2 separate regions of the Homo sapiens genome follow, and region 2 is linked to region 1. A link is a loop called in an ENCODE intact Hi-C map of the cell type or tissue named here. Cell type or tissue: GM12878. All regions are shown on one strand.

Region 1 (8,000 bases):
GCCTGGAGACTGGAATAAGGATGTTAGACTTGGGCTTTAGAAAGCAGGTACTTTGACCTGGGGACAGGGGCACTTCCATCATAAGAAACTTACTTCAAATTGTTAGAATAACGTGCCCCACACATCCACACCCAGATCGGTCCTGGGAAGCTTTCCCGGGCCTTGAGGAGCAGCGCAGCAGGAGTAAGGTCCAGGGTGGAGCGCTGAAGGATGCAGAGGCGTTTGCCACACAGGTGAGAGTCAGAGAGCACTCCAGGCCTGAGGGACTGTGTGACTCAGCCTGAGGCCAGGGAACCAGGTGCGGGAGAGAGAGCAGGGCTCCCCGATTATGACCTCCGGGCATCCACAGGACCCCACGTTTGTGCAGGGCACACTGGGGTTAGCGGGGGTGGTCTGGGCACCTAGAAGAGGCTTGGTGGAAAAAAATTGTTGCATTTCCTGTGTATAGGCGGAAGAATTATATATGAGAAAAGTAAAACAGGAGGTATCAGGGAAGGTATTGAACTGAATCAAACTTGCAAGCGGAATCTCTTCACTTTTTAAGTAGAAAACTGAGCTTGCATCCATGAACGTAGCTTTTTATATCTGGTATTAGGCTGGGAGTGGCTCTGTGGAATCCCCTTGATGAAGACATCTCCCTGTGTCGGAGCGCCGGCTCCAGCACCCGGAAGGACCCGAGAAGGCGGAAAGGCACCCTTGGAGCCCAAGACGACAGCCGCCCTGAGCTCCAAAAGGAAAGCTGTGAAGAAACCCAGGCGGCCATGACTCGACATCAGGAAACACTTCAGGCCACGCTGTCTAATGAACACCCTGTGGGCATTTAGAAGTAAACGGGACAAGCACTTCGCGTGCATCGGCCCCAGCCAGCCTTGGTTCGGTTCTGGCTGGGCCTTGAGCGCTGGGCTCGGGCAGCTCCACCTCCCGCAGATCTGGACTTCAGCAAAGCATCTCGCAGATTCCTTTAAAATCTCCTGAGAGGCCGGGCGCGATGGCTCATGCCTGTAATCCCAGTACTTTGGGAGGTCGAGGTGGGCAGATCACCTGAGGTCAGGAGTTCAAGACCAGCCTGGCCACCATGGCAAAACCCCCTCTCTACTAAAAATACAAAAATTAGCCAGGTGCAGTGGCAGCCACCTGTAATCCCAGCTTCTCGGGAGACTGAGGCAGGAGAATCGTTTGAACCCAGGAGGCGGAGGTTGCAGTGAGCCAAGATCGCACCATTGCACTCCAGCCCGAGTGACAAGAGTGAAACTCTGTCTCAAAAAAAGCAGAAAATAAATAAATAAAATCCCCTGAGATAAAATGGCAAATGTAGGCCGAATGACCCTGCTGCTTAGGTAGATTCCTTGCTGATTGAGTCACTTTGTACCACCAGGAATGGGAAGTGATATTTTTGGTGTGAAAAGAATTGATTAATGAAATGCTACATGATCGTGCCATTGGCCTTGTGCTGGTCAGAATTATTTTAAATCAATGAGTTGCATGCAAAAGGGAAAGATGATTATCAAACCTGCTGAATTCTAAGATCTGTGATGGACAACAGATGCTACAGATAGTGCTCAAGGTTCCATATTATCTCATGTGGTTGGAATTCTGAGCTGAAAACAATAAAATATGAAGATAAGGAAATTAGAAACATGTAGGTTTCCAGGGCTCTGTCTGGGACGCTGCTGTCCAGCAGGGATGTAACGTGAGCCACGTATGTCATTTTAATTTTTTAGCAGCCACATTCAAAAAAGCAAACCGAGGCCGGGCGCAGTGGTTCACACATGTAATCCCAGCAGTTTGGGAGGCCAAGGCAGGTGGATCACCTGAGGTCAGGAGTTTGAGACCAGCCTGGCCAACATGGAGAAACCCCATCTCTACTAAAAATACAAAATTAGCCGGGTGTGGTGGCGCATGCCTGTAATCCCAGCTATTTGGGAGGCTGAAGCAGGAGAATCTCTTGAACTCGGGAGATGGAGGTTGCAGCCTCCGCACTCCATCCTGGGCAACAGAGCAAGACTCCATCTCAAAACAAACAAACAAACAAACAAAACAAAGCAAACTGAAATTATTAATTTTCCAAATATTTTTATTTTAACTTGATATATCTAAAATATAATACATTCAACATGTAATCAATAAAAATTGTCAGTGAGATCGTTTAGATTTTTGTAGAAAGTCTTCAAAATCAGGTGTGTAGTTTATATTTATAGCACATCTCACTTCAGACTAACATGCTTCAAGCACTCTGTAGTCACACATGACTGGTGGCTACCATGTTGGATGGCACAGGTAGGGAAATTGGTATACATAAAAGTGATCAGACGAAGGTCATAGGTCACAAGTCTGATATAAGTCCCTGTCACAGATAATCCAGTCTTGGGCAGTGCTAGTAGTAGGGTGTATGAATTATCTATTGCCAAAACAACACTGCCCGAGAAACAACCCTAAAACCTCAGTGACACACAGTGATAACCATTCAACATTGCCCCCAAGTCTCCAGGGTGGTCCTAGGGCCACTATGACCTGGCCCAGCACACTCCCTGTCTGGTCAATCGGTCAGCCAGTGCAGGCTGGTCCAGAATGGCCTTGACAGGAACAACTCTTGTACCTCTTGTGCTCTGTCACCCTCATGCAGGCCAGCCCCAGCCTGCTGTCATGATGGAAGCTGGTTTCCAGCAGGGACCTGGTGGCACAGACTGGAACTGGCACAGCCTCACTTTGCTCACATTCCACTGGTCAAAGCAAGTCTCAGGCCAAGGCAGACTTGGGTGGGGAAGCAGACCCTCCACCTGCAATGGGAGGAGCTGTGGACCACATCCCAGAGGATGGGAGTGCCAGGAACCTATGCATGGGGGCCATCGGCACCATCAATCCACCTTAGCTGGTATTCCAGACGTGGACAGCAACAGGCCCACAGATTGCTATGCTCATCAGTAGAGAAATGGATCATTTCTTCCAGACCTGGACACCCTATCTTAGAAGTGATGTGAGTTGCGTTCAGAAACGCAACCTGAACGGTCACACATTGGGGACCATGCCTTTCCACAGCCACACATCGGGGGCCACACCCCTCTATAAAGAATTATAGCAAGTGAGTGTGTTTAGTCCCAAAATGAGAAAATTAGGGGGCAACATGAGAGCTACCTTCAAATTTTAAAGAGCTACTGTGTGGAAGAAAACAGTCTTGTTCTCAGTTCCCCTAATATTTTCTGAGGGCTCATTATATACTGTACCAGGAACTATGCTAGGTGCAGAGACAAAAGTAGAATAAGGGAAGTTTCCGTAGATACCAGCTCATCCAAAGAAGGACTTTCTAACACATGAATAAGTCACTACTATCCAATAATTCACTTGCCACAGGAGAGCTCTGAAACTGAAACTACTCAAGCAGCTGCATTGTCAAGGGAATTTCTTGCCCAGTTGTTGGTCACTGATCTACCTTCTAAGGGGTCTTCCAAATCTCAATGCTATAAGCTGGCCTTACGTGTGCCTGTTTGGCTTGTGGGGATATAATGTATCATACTTTACATGTACAGACACATCTAATATCTAATAGAGATATATCTAATCAGATATAACAACCTCAAGCAAACCCCAAGTTGCTAGGTGCTTAGTAAATTATTTTGTTACACTGAAGGCTGAAAAAGCACAGAATGATTAAATGACTCAAGATCACGTGAGACAATGGGATAAACTGGAACTGAAACAGACTGTGGGGTGCTGGTCTACGCAGTTCACAAAGCCCCCATTGCTGACTAACCACAAGCCCAGAGGGAAGGCACATAGACTACTGTGCCCCTGCTACTGGTTAGGTTTTTCTTTTACACAGAGAAATAATTTGACTTTATCTAGGCTGCTACAAAGCCAATTGTTAACAGAACTAGGATTAGAATTCAGAAGTACTAGGTGTCAGGTTTCTGTACAAAGAGCAATAGTATTCCACTGAAGCACTTCTGTTTCCCTACAAATACAACCTATCTGTGACTGTGAAACCTCAAGGAATTTGTATTGAGAACCGCTGGCGCGAAGCGGGTGATAACGATAAGAACAGGCATTGTGCACAGCTAGAGGAGCCGTCTGTGGAATGCCGATGGTCGTCTCTTGGTAGAAATAGTAAGAAACCTTAGAACTGATCTTCTTCATTCTGGAAGGCATGGAAACAGAGAACAAGCTGGCCACTGCAGAAAGTTGTAAGACCTTTCGAGGCTGGCTCGACTGCAGCTGCGTTTTGCTTGGCTGTGAGTTTGCAGAACTTTGAGGCTTTCGGGGGAAGGTAGCTAAATCTGTATCAGGGCCAAGGGCACCCCTGGGAAAATTAAGAAACACCTTCTCTTTTGAGGTTTAACTCGACTAAAACCTCTCTGATGATTAGGATGGCCTCAACGGAAGCCCACTGGCCAAAAGAACATCGATAGTTCCCAGGGGAAATAAGTCGTGAGGGAAGGAAGGGTCAACAGGAAACCAGGACTCAGGATCCTGGGCAGAGTCGGCTGGTTTCAGCACCGTCTGAGGCTCATCAGGAAGCTCCTCTCTCACCGACCGTGGCTCTCAGCACTCAGGGAGCGCCACTGAGCATGCGTGAGAACAGCCGCCCTCAGCTCGCGGGGGTGTCAGCTTCCTTTGAAAACCCCCTCGGGTCTGTGTGCACAAGGCTCTGAACTAACCCTAGTGGGTCACCACGCAGGGCCCCTTCTCAGCGCCTGCTCTCCGCTCCACGTGAGGGAAGCAAGGGCAGCGGAGAACGCGTCCCACGCAGTCAAGCCAGGGATGGGCCTCGGGCTTCCTTTCTCTGTCCACGATGCCTCTGGAAGCAGGATACGGCCCTCGAGGCGGGCTCCTGGGATTCCTGGGAACACGGGAGGGTGAGCTATGAGCAGGCCGGGGCAGGGCAATCATGGAGACTGGACTTTTGCTCATATGGGCAGAAGAGTGATCAGGAAATTATTCTGAATGTGAAAAGACATGGCCAGCGTGTGACCGGCAGATGTGTATCCTCCAGTGCTCTGGGAGAACGCAGCCCCGGCTGGTAGCCCGGGCCCGTTTCTGTGAGGTCAACACTCACACCACGGCCAATGTCAGGCAAACAACCCGGTGTCACCGAAGCAGGGTTGGTAAGAGAAGCACAGCCTGCCCCAGCTGATCGCAGCGCAGCCCAGGAGGCGAGGCCACCGCCCAGAGGATTCTGGAAACAGCTCGCCGGGGCGAAGACGCAGGCACAGACAGTGCCTTCCGTAGGGTTCCAAGTATGCAAAACCCTAGGGGAAGCCTCTTCTATTTAGTCACAGAAAACAGGTGAGCAGTTGCCTGGAGCAGGGAGAGACGGGGAGGGATTGACAGGAAGGGAGCTCAGGGAAGCTGGTGGGAGTAGAAAGTTCTAGATCTTGATTGGGGTTGCAGTTACACTGGAACACAGTCGTTGTCAAAACTCACTGAAGTGGACCCTGAGAATGGATGCATTTTGCTGTATGTAAGTTATCCCAATAAAGCTGATATTTAAAAATATGTAACACCCCTCCAAGCCAATGCTGATATTGTAAGGATGATTTTCAGTACTGGGCACCGAGCTTCAGTACTGGGCACCGAGCTTCAGTACTGGGCACCGAGCTTCAGTACTGGGCACCAGGGTAGGAGTGAGGTTCCCTGATTTTCAGTCTTTACGGAGCTTTTACCCAGAGAGCTGCAGAGGCAGCACTGGCCAGAATTACTTTGGAACGCACCGTCTGTTTCTTCCTTGTTGCTTTTCACTGGTTAGTAAGAAGATTCACGAAGCTCCTCTGCCTGGCCACCTCCCCCCAACATCAACACACACTGGCACAGGTTCTGGAGGGCATCATTCAGACCCATGCTGTAAACACCCTTTACAGGCTGAGCCCTGAGTCCGTTTCCTCAGCAAAGTACCACAAACAATGTGGTTTAAAACAACGGAAACCTACTTCCTCACTCTTCGGGGGCCAGAGGTCCGAAATCGAGGTGCTGTCAGGGGTGGCTCCATTTGGAGGCTGTGCAGGGAACCGTCCCCAGCCTCGCTTCCCATTTCCGGTGGGGTCTGCAGTTCCTGGTGCCCCTTGACTTGTGAATGCATCACTCCAATCTATGCCTCCGTCTTCACAAACCCTCCGTCTCTGCGTTCTCTCCTGTTTTCATAAGGCCTGCCCTGAATGCAAGATAATTTCACTTTGAGTCCCATAACTAATTGCAACTGCAAAGGCTCTATTTCCAAATAATATAAAATAATATTCCAAATAATATTCTGCGTGAACATGAATTTTGGGAAGACACTATCCAGTTAATAATCATATTAACCGACTCCACTCCTACACGCTGTCTTCAGCCTAGAGCCTCCTGTGGAACTCCAGACGCCGACCCCCACTCAGAGTATTCAGAAGAGTCTCAGATCTGAAGCCAAACTCAATTTCACTCCCCAGACCTGTTCCTCCGACATGTGCTATCATCAAAGCAACAGTCAGTCCTTCCAACTGCTCAGGCCCCAAACCTTGCAGTCGTGCTTGGATTCTTTCTCCACATCAAATACGTCAGCAAAATCAGCAAATGTTCCTGGCCATCTCCAGGATGTATTAATAGTGTATATCCCACATTCATAGCCAGTCATTCCCACTCCTTCCTGCCCCAAACTTTTGCCCTCCAGAGAAGGCAAAGCTTTAGCATGATTCAAATCATGTCTGGATTCTGTTCTGAGCTCCCCAGGGCACCCCACATGCGCCAGGATAATGCCCTGTGTCCTCCCATGACTTAGAGGCCCCGTGGAGCCCTCGCCCTTGCCCTGCTCTCCTCCCGCTGCCCTGTGTCCTTCCCAGCTCTGTTGTTTATGCCAGTTGCCCCGGCAATCACACTGTGTCTGGGATCTGTCCAGCCGGTCCCTGCTCTAGGGCCCTGGTCCTTGCTGCTTCTCTCCCAGGTTGCTCTCCAGACAACCACACTGTCGGCCCCTTGGGTGTCTCAGTTCAAGCTTCCCTGACTACCCAGCTTAAAAGAGCTTCCCGATCCCAACTCCCTTCCTGGCTCTGATGCTGCTTCCTTTTCTCCTGGGCACTGGTCCCCTCCTGGCACGTTGTCGCTTGGATGTAAGGCCCCATAGAGAAGGCGCTTAGCCTGCATTCCTGCCTACCCAGGGTCTAGCGCAGACAGCAGGCGCTCAAGAAAGAGTTGCTGAGTGAGCGTGTGAATGAAGACTTGATGACTGACATACAAAATTAAAGAATCTGGGGTTTTTTAAAAGCTTATCTCATTTTTTGCAACAATCTTTAGACCTGATCTTCGATCAGCCTTTAGCTGATGTATAGATAGGGTGAGGTTGCCACAATCTGGGGTAGATCAGCTTTGTGACTTGTCATCTAAAAAGGGGAAGAGGTTTAACTTGAAAGAGAAAAAAAAAACAGTAGACGACCTTTATGTGGAACAGTTACGCGAAGCCTCATCGGTGGCCAGGCAACTTCCTTTCCAACTTCTTCTTACTCGGGACCCTCTGCCCATGTTTACATCTTGCCAAAGACCATGGAAACTGGTAAACATCTTGCCAAATAAAGCTGTTTAGACTGACTGAACATGCAAAGACGCCCTCTGTCCCTTGGACAACTACAGGTCAGGGAAATGAATGGAAGTCACATGAGACTCTACTCTTTCAAATTCCCTTTTAAAGTGGAAATTCCCTCGCTTGGTTATAGTATTAAAGGGAACAAGCCTAAGAAGTGGAATTACAGGAAAAATGGGCACGTGAGGATATGAGAGTATAGATGGTGTACGCTCATAGATGGTACAGAGTAGATGGGCATCATTTGGATAGAGAAACACAAAACACTCTTTGCTGAACTTGAAGATGATATTGCTGGTTAAGAGCACAGACTTGGGAATTATATCAGCATTTGAATCTCGACTCTTGACCCTACTACTTCCTAATGGGGTGATGTGTGTAAAGTTGTTAATCTTTCTGAGCCCTACCTGCCTCATGTGTGGTATATAGAGATGCAGGCACCTCAAAGGCCTGAGTCTGACAC
Region 2 (8,000 bases), 760 kb after region 1:
CATCGCCAAGGTCTGATTTTTCAAATTCAAAAAGTGCAACCTCAGGCATAAATGGGTTAAAATCTTCTGCCAGTGCCATGGCTACTGTTGCTACTGGAACCACCGTAGCCACCTTGGTTTTGTAAAGTAAAGTAAAATTTGGCAAAGTATTGTTCTCCACCACCATAAGGGCCAGAGCTTCTGCCTCCAAAGTTTCCTCCCTTTATGGGTCCAAAATTTGAAGGCTGATTGTTGTAATTGCCAAAATCATTGGAGCTTCTGCCACCTCCAGAATTGATTCCATCATTACCAAATCCATTACAGCCATCCCTGCTGCCACTGTATCCACCGCCACCGCTGTGGACAGCTGCCACCAAAGCCATCATGACCACTGAAATTTCCTCCATGACCGAAGTTGTCATTCCCACCAAAACCACCTCCACAACCACCACCAAAGTTTCCAGAAGCACTTCGACCTCTTTGGCTGGATAAAGCACTAGCCATCTCTTGCTTTCACAGGACTTCCCTAACTTCACAGTTTTGGCCATTCACAGTATGGTATTTCTGAGTGACAGTCTTGTCCACAGCGTCGTGGTTGTCAGAGGCACGAAGGCATAGCCCCTTTTCTTGGCACTACCTCTGTCAGTCATGATTTCAGTCACTTCAGTTTTTCCATACTGTTCAAGATCTCTTAGGCGATGTTCTTCAATGTCTTCTTTAATGCCGCCAGCAAATATCTTTTTCACAGTTGGGCACCTCGTCTTTGAGAATCTTCTCGAGACAGCCCTTTGGTTCCACAACTCTTCATCCACCTTGTGTGGCTTTGCATTCATGGCGCATCCACCTCCTTCACAGCGGCATACAGGACAAACCCAAAGCCCCAGAGTGCTTGGTGCTTGGATCTCATGACTACACAGTCCACGAGCGTTCCCCATCGCTCAGATTGGCTTCTCAGGTTCTCATCAGTTGTTTCAAAGCTCAGCCCTCCAGTGCCGAGATTCCACAGTCGGCCCTCCAGTGAGGAGCTTCCACAGCTGTTTAGGCTCTTTGGGAGACTCTGACTTACACTGGAGTGCAGTGGTGTGATCTCGGCTCACTGCAACCTCTGACTCCCGGGCTCAGGTGATCCTCCCACCTCGGCCTCCCAAGTAGCTGGCACTACATGTGTGTGCCCCCATACCTGGCTAATATTTGTATTTTTTGTAGAGATGGAGGACTCGCCATGTTGCCCAGGCAGGTCTTGAACTGGGTTCAAGCAATCCGCCTGCCTCAGCTTCCCAAAGTGCCAGGATTACAGGCGTGAGCCACAGTGCCTGGCCTATGGTATTTTTGGTGTAGCAGCCAGCACATAGATTTTTAACCAGGAGCTGGATCCCTTACCCAGCACTTAGAACAGGCACATAGCAGCACTCAGTATTTATTGAGCCAGTTAGTGGATGGATGGATGGATGGATGAATGGATGTATGAGTGTACAGAGGCTGGAAGGTGAAGTGAAGTAAGCTTTCTGTTTAAGATGGAAGGGACTTCATGTTTAAAAGTTGATGGATGCATTTTCAGAGAGTGAGAACATGTTCACTAGAGGAAAAAGCCCAATAGCATCAATTCCCTGAGCAGGTAAGGGGTTGGCTGTAAAGCAGGGTGGACAGGTGGATCTCAGCTCTGTGGGAACCAGGAAAGGACAAGAGCATGGGTGTTCTTAGTTGGTGTGTTTGGTGGTTTGGTGGTTTGGTGGCAGCAGGAAGGTAAGGGAGTTCACACTGATGGCTTTGGGTTTCTGTGTGTGAAGTAGGGGAAGTTGTCTGCTAAGAATGGAAGTGTGGGGCAGGAAGTGGAGGTTTGAAGTGGTTTAGAGTAAAATGGACGTTGAGATAAAGCAAGAAGCCTTAGATTGCCAGGCAGCAATGTGCAGGCCATGGGGGGCTGATGAGGACTGGCTCAGGACCCCCCTGCCCTGTGCCTGACTCCACCCAGCAGTGCTCAGCTCAGCACCTCCTGGAGCAGGAGGAGGGAAAGCTGCACTCCGGTGGGATTTTACCAGGTGGAGGCAGCGGAAAGGGAATTTGAATGTCCTGTTGAAGCCGCTGAAAAAACGGAGAAGGGCCGGATGAGGAGTTCAGGAGGCCAAGGAGTCAGCACGGTGGGGCCGAGGAACCAGCCTGCTGCCAGAAGAAACGGGTCGGAGAGCGGCAGCCGGAATTTTGGCGATGGTGTAATTTCGAGCAGGAAGACTGCCCTGGGCTGGGTCACTGAGTGGAGTGGAGGGGAAAGGCCAGTGGAGATCAGGGGATGCTGCACAGAAAGGCCAGGCTGCCCACGCACACGTGGAACCCGTGCCGCATGCTGCAAGGATCTGGATAGGCCCCGCGATCAAGAGTCCTGAATGAGAAGGAGAAAGTGTGGACCCCAGCAGCGGGTGTGGGGAGCGGGCGGTTCTGCCTGGAATGGGCCTGAGGGTCTGCGGATGTCTGTTTCTTTTTCTCACTTGTCTGCACAACTTTGACTTTTTATACCCACTGCTATTTTGAAAAAGGAGTGGGAGGAATACTGGATTCAGTGTCATCATTAGTGGAAAGCCACAAGTGTTTCCTATGTTTAGATGGCAGAAGCCCAGGGGCAAGGCTCAGGTCCTTCCAGCTGTGCTGTCTCCTGGCGATCCGTGGATTAGAGCTGTTCCTCAGCTTCTCCGTCACTTAAAGGGGTGGGTTTCGGCTGTGCTGTGGGAGCCACTCATTCAGCCTTCATGTTGTTGCTGCTAGGACTACATTTTCCTCTATTATGTTTCTCACCTGCTTTTGTAAAAAATTAATGAATGAAGTTCTAGTTGCAAGCAGTGCTGTGCTTACTGTGGCGGGAATAGGGGAGCAGCCCCTCCTCAAGGGCCTGTATTCTCTTGGCTTCCTCTTCCTCTGGTAGCAGATAAGTAAAATGATGGATGGTGGTTTTGGGAGAGGAAGAGGTGGCAATTTTATTTCTTTTCTAAGACTAAGAGATTAACAAAGTTGCTGGTTTTGGTGGGATTGCTCCTGATTGGTGGTAAAAGAAAGCAGCACATAAATGCTTATGATAAGCAGGCTGGGTGCAGTGGCTCGTGGCTCATGCCTGTAATCCAGCACTTTGGGAGACCGAGGCGGGTGATCACTTGAGGTCAGGAGTTTGAGACCAGCCTGGCCAACATAGTGAAACCCCGTTTCTACTAAAAATACAAAAAATTAGTCAGGCCTGGTGGCGTGGACCTGTAGTCCCAGCTAATTGGGAGACTGAGGTAGGAGAATCACTTGAACCTGGGAGGCGGAGGTTGCATTGAGCTGAGATGGCGCCTGAGCAACAGAGTGAGACTCTGTCTCAAAAAAATGCTTGTGATAAGCAGACGTCAGGGTTCCTTCTGTCTCCTAGTTGGAAGATGCACTGCCAGGTTTTCTTTCATGTTGAAGCATATCACAGTTTTCCCAATTAGGAGTCAGGAAATCTGTATAGTTGTTTCGTATCCTAGACAATTTGCAAGACTTGAGACAAATCATTTGCTTGTGGATTGAATATTCCATGTTTACAAGTGGAAATAATTTGTCCTGCTGTTTCGTTTTAAAGATCAATACACGGAAGATGGCAATAGGAGGAAAAAATACCTACTATTATACAAATAGCCGTGCTGTTTCCTTGCTGAGAGAAAAACTGGCTATTGAAAAGCAGCGATTGAACTTGTGAACAATGGGGTGATTTGAACTTGGAAAAGAAGGAAAAATGGATGCTTTTTCCTCTCACTAAATCCTCACAGCATTGTGGACTCACACGAACCTTTAGAAATCATTATTCTTTCCATTTTTAATTGACAAATAAAAGTTATATACATTTATTGTGTACAGCGTGATGTTTTGACCTATGTATACTTTGTGGGATGGTTAAATGAAGCTGATGGGCGTGTCTCCATTTTTTTTAACAGATCATTTACTATGTAATTCAGTCTTTGCAGTTTATTCTGGCCTGCGTAGTTAAAATATACTTAGTGTATATTCTTCCTGATCAGTAAGAATGAAATGTAGATGTTTTTATAGGCAATTTCACTCTTTGTTTAAAACCAAGTGTTTAGTTTTGCCATAAACAGATGACATTGCTGGAAACAAGAATGTGAATTAAAACTTAAAAAACATTTAAAATGTGTTAAAGAGTGATATATGTTTCATTACAGAATACTTAGTTATTTTTATCTGCTTTTCATGCTACATAAGGATTCACAGATTAATCTCTTGAGGTAAGGAATGTAACCAAATGTATTTTGAACTGTTGCATATAGAACTTTCTCTTATTTTTCATTATTCTTGAAAATATAAGCATGTAGTCTTATTTTTAAGTGGATGTGGTAGTATAAATTAGAAATTTAAGTTTTGGAATATAAATCCTTGCTGTATATTTCTAGTTTCTTGCACAGCTGCTGTTGATAGATACTTTTTTAGCCTTATTTGGAAAATATATTTTAATAGTATAATTAGTAATCTGAGTGTGTTTATTTCACCACTACTGTGTGCTGGGTTATCATACTGTACAAAGTAGACTTAGTAATTTCTACTTTTTTCCCCACATAATTTGGCTAGAATTTGCATGGTATATAGGAATGCTGTTGCTCTAGAATAAATGATCATTTCACAGTATGTTTTTACAGTGGTGGAGGAGGGGCCCAAAACTTTCATGGGTTGGACTGAAAGAGCTTAGAACGGGTACCGTCTGGTGCGTGCTGTGATCGTCTCTGCTGGGGCTGCTCAGGCTGCCTCCTGTAGGTGGCCAGCGTCCTCTACCCTCCATGGGGTGCAGTCACCCCACCCCACCCCTGGCCTGCAGCCAATGACCGGCCGAAGGGAGGTGGCGTGTGGAAGGCCAGCCTCTGCCTCCAGCAGGACTTGCACTGAGTGCGGATGCACTCGGATGCACTCAGACTCTGGCATCTAGGAGCCTGAGGAATTCGTCCTGCAGAGGCAGAGAGAACAGATAATGAACCTGTGTACTCTTTCCCAGCCTCTGCAGTTTCAGTGTTTTGCCTGGCCTGTTGCATCTGCCCCCTGTGTTTTTTTAATCTTTGTATATTTTATAATATATCTTATATGTCATTTTATCCATATCAGTGTATATCGGCTGTCCCTAACAGATAAGGACTTTTGTGAAACATATTATCAGACTTTGCAAAATTAATGGTTATTCCTCAGCATCATCTGCTACCCAGACCATGGTCATATTACCCTTAACAACCGTGGAATCTTAGTATTCTTGAATGACACTGTGATATGCAAAATAAATGATTCAGACTATGTGTTAAAACTTTGCTTTAATTTAGTATAAAGAATCAGATTGGTAGTGAATTAAGACTATATTCTAAATTTTCCCATTTTTTATTAAGGTCCTGGATGCCTCATCCCTTAGTTTCAACACCAGATTGAAATGGTTTGCCATCTGCTTCGTATGTGGCGTTTTCTTTTCTATTCTTGTGAGTTAAGGCTTTATATTGTTTAATAATTTTTATTTTGTATTAGACTAATAATTCCATTTAGTACCAAAAACTAATGTCCTTTACTAAATCCCTGTTAGACCATTTTGGTGGAAGGTATTTATTAAACTAAAATAAAGGGGTAGAGATCAATGAAAATACGTAGAAATTAGTATTTTGGGGAGTTTTGTGGATAGTTGAAATAATTTAAGAAAAATGTATCAATGTGTTAAAAGATCTGGAGAGTCAGTAATTTAGATGTTTATTACCTTTTCATACTTGGTATTTAGCATGAAAATTTAACTTAAATAGACTGAGATTTACTGGTAAGCACAAAGTTTTGTTATGGCTCATTTATATATGCTAGTGCAAATAGGAAGAAGATTCAAGTTAGTGTATAACATTGAAAATTAACTATTTTTTCTGTGTAATCAGACTAGACTGTCTACAAGCAGATTTGTATTTAAACATATTACATAATATTGGTATTGTATTACTGCAGTAGCACGTTTATATTTTAACCATTAAAATCATAAAATTATTTTAAAATAACTATAATATCTTAACTTAGGGAACTGGATTGCTGTGGCTTCCGGGCGGCATAAAGCTTTTTGCAGTGTTTTATACCCTCGGCAATCTTGCTGCGTTAGCCAGGTACGTTTGGCTTCTCAAAATATCTTGTTTGCTCTTGCTACCAAATTTACCTTTCTAATAAGCACTTTCCCAGTAGGATGTTTATGTAGTTCTGTACATACTGTGAATTCAGCCACAGGATTTACATTCATTAAATAAATATGTATTGACTGCTGCTGTATGCCGTCTCCCATAACAGACGGTATTAGTGCTAGGAATAGCCAGCCTTTGTGGGGCACTTAATGTGTGTCTGGGACTGTTCTAAGTGTTTTGTATGTATTATGACGAGCTTGTGAGGTAGGCAGTATTATCATCCCCGTTTATAACTGGAGATAATAGCACAGAGCAGGGGAGTCAGTGCTGCCCATGGCGATGAACCTAAATCATGGCTGAGGTGGGAATCCTGCAGGCAGTGGGAATCCGGAGGTGGGATCCCACCATGGCTGAGGTGGGAATCCGGAGCCCAGGCTTGGAGCTGCTGCACTCTAGGCTTTGTTCTTGTGGAGCTTACATTTTAATGAAGAAGATGTTCACATGATAAGCCAGAAAAAGATGGGATGGCATTGGTGCTGTGCAGAGAATTAAAACAGGGTGTGGCAGTAGTGACAGAGGGCTACTTTATATTGGGAGTATGAGAATCCCTCTTTGAGAATCTTTGTCGCATCTTTGGGTTGTTGTTTGTCTTAGCCCTTTTTATGCTGCAGTAACAGAATACTGTAGACTGGGCGACTTAGGAAGAATAGAAATTTTTCTCACAGTTGGAGGCCTGAAGTCCAAGGTTAAGGCACATCCATCCTGCTGATAGATGCATCCCCCAAGGGGAAGATCCCTGTGTCCTCCCAGGGCAGAAGAGGAAAGAGCAACCCCCAGGCAGCCTCTCCTCCAAGGGCCTTTGATCCCTTTCAAAGGGAGGAGTTCTCACAGCCTAGTCCGGTCTTCATACTAACACACTGAAGACACTTACATTTTGGAGAAGACACCTTCACACCATAGCATGTCTATTGGTATAGTTGTAAAGTTTCTTTATAAAGTTAAGGAAAAAAAAAATTTTAGTGAGAGATTTTAATTAAATAAAGCAACAGGGCTTCTTTTTTAAAAAAGTAGTTTATTTTTGCATAACCAGATAAATTAGTAGACCTGTACCTCAGTCACTTTATTTGTTTCAAATAGTACATGCTTTTTAATGGGACCTGTGAAGCAACTGAAGAAAATGTTTGAAGCAACAAGATTGCTTGCAACAATTGTTATGCTTGTAAGTAAATAATACATTTTTAAAACTTTTATTGAAGTATTCTTTGCACTGTTATTTTACGAATAATTGCCTGTTATGTATGTATACTTCTTTTTTTATTTTTATTTTTTTTTATTATTATACTTTAAGTTTCAGGGTTGTATGTATACTTCTTGTGTTGAATATAATAATTATATCCGGCCGGGCACGGTGGCTCACGTCTGTAATCCCAGCACTTTGGGGGGCCAAGGTGGGCGGATCACCTGATGGCAGGAGTTCAAGACCAGCCTGACCAATATAATGAAACCCCGTCTCTACTAAAAATACAAAAATTAGCCCGGTGAGGTGGCATGCACCTGTAATCCCAGCTACTTGGGAGGCTGAGACAGAATCACTTGAACCTGGGAGGTGGAGGTTGCAGTGAGCCAAGATCACACCATTGCACTCCAGACTGGCCAACAAGAGTGAAGCTCCATCTAAAAACCAAAAAAAAAATATATCCTATGTGGTTATAGAGTTCAGATGGTACAGTATTGTCTAAGACTACTGGCTGGGTAAAGCCTGCTTCTGCTGCGTATATGGCATGGTGTAGCTGCGTATTTAAATGGAGCCTAGAGCTGAGTGTGCTTTCATTTTTAAGCCCTGCTGATGGTTTCATGAGGGATTGTTAGTTTGTACCCTTTAGA

Evidence for each region. Hi-C counts contacts between places; a loop is a spot of excess contacts. Peaks named below come from ENCODE experiments on the same cell type or tissue, not always from the same donor. Only the 100,000 strongest peaks of a DNase experiment are listed, where the experiment ranks them.
Region 2: a loop joins it to region 1, with 2.6 times the contacts of the local background. A loop is called at or near these places in 2 of 110 quality-filtered maps.

The regions. Positions count from the first base shown.
Region 1 is chr6:167,090,767-167,098,766 of GRCh38, reverse strand. No RefSeq gene overlaps it. Among named protein-coding and RNA genes, the nearest start is that of CCR6, 28 kb to the left of the region's middle. RefSeq lists enhancers at 3,222-3,301, 3,502-3,561, 4,892-5,261, 5,372-5,441, 6,327-6,386. In GM12878, no CTCF peak of the experiment used is centred here; DNase peaks (open chromatin) are centred at 3,336, 3,676 and 4,446; H3K4me3 peaks cover 4,689 bases; H3K27ac peaks cover 6,656 bases.
Region 2 is chr6:166,327,611-166,335,610 of GRCh38, reverse strand. It overlaps SFT2D1 (SFT2 domain containing 1), which reads left to right. Exons shown (of 8, transcript NM_145169.3): 2 at 5,364-5,450; 3 at 6,022-6,104; 4 at 7,254-7,335. It also overlaps the pseudogene HNRNPA1P49. Among named protein-coding and RNA genes, the nearest start is that of SFT2D1, 11 kb to the left of the region's middle. RefSeq lists an enhancer at 1,942-1,991. In GM12878, a CTCF peak has its summit at 4,751; a DNase peak (open chromatin) is centred at 1,720; H3K4me3 peaks cover 2,337 bases; H3K27ac peaks cover 2,962 bases.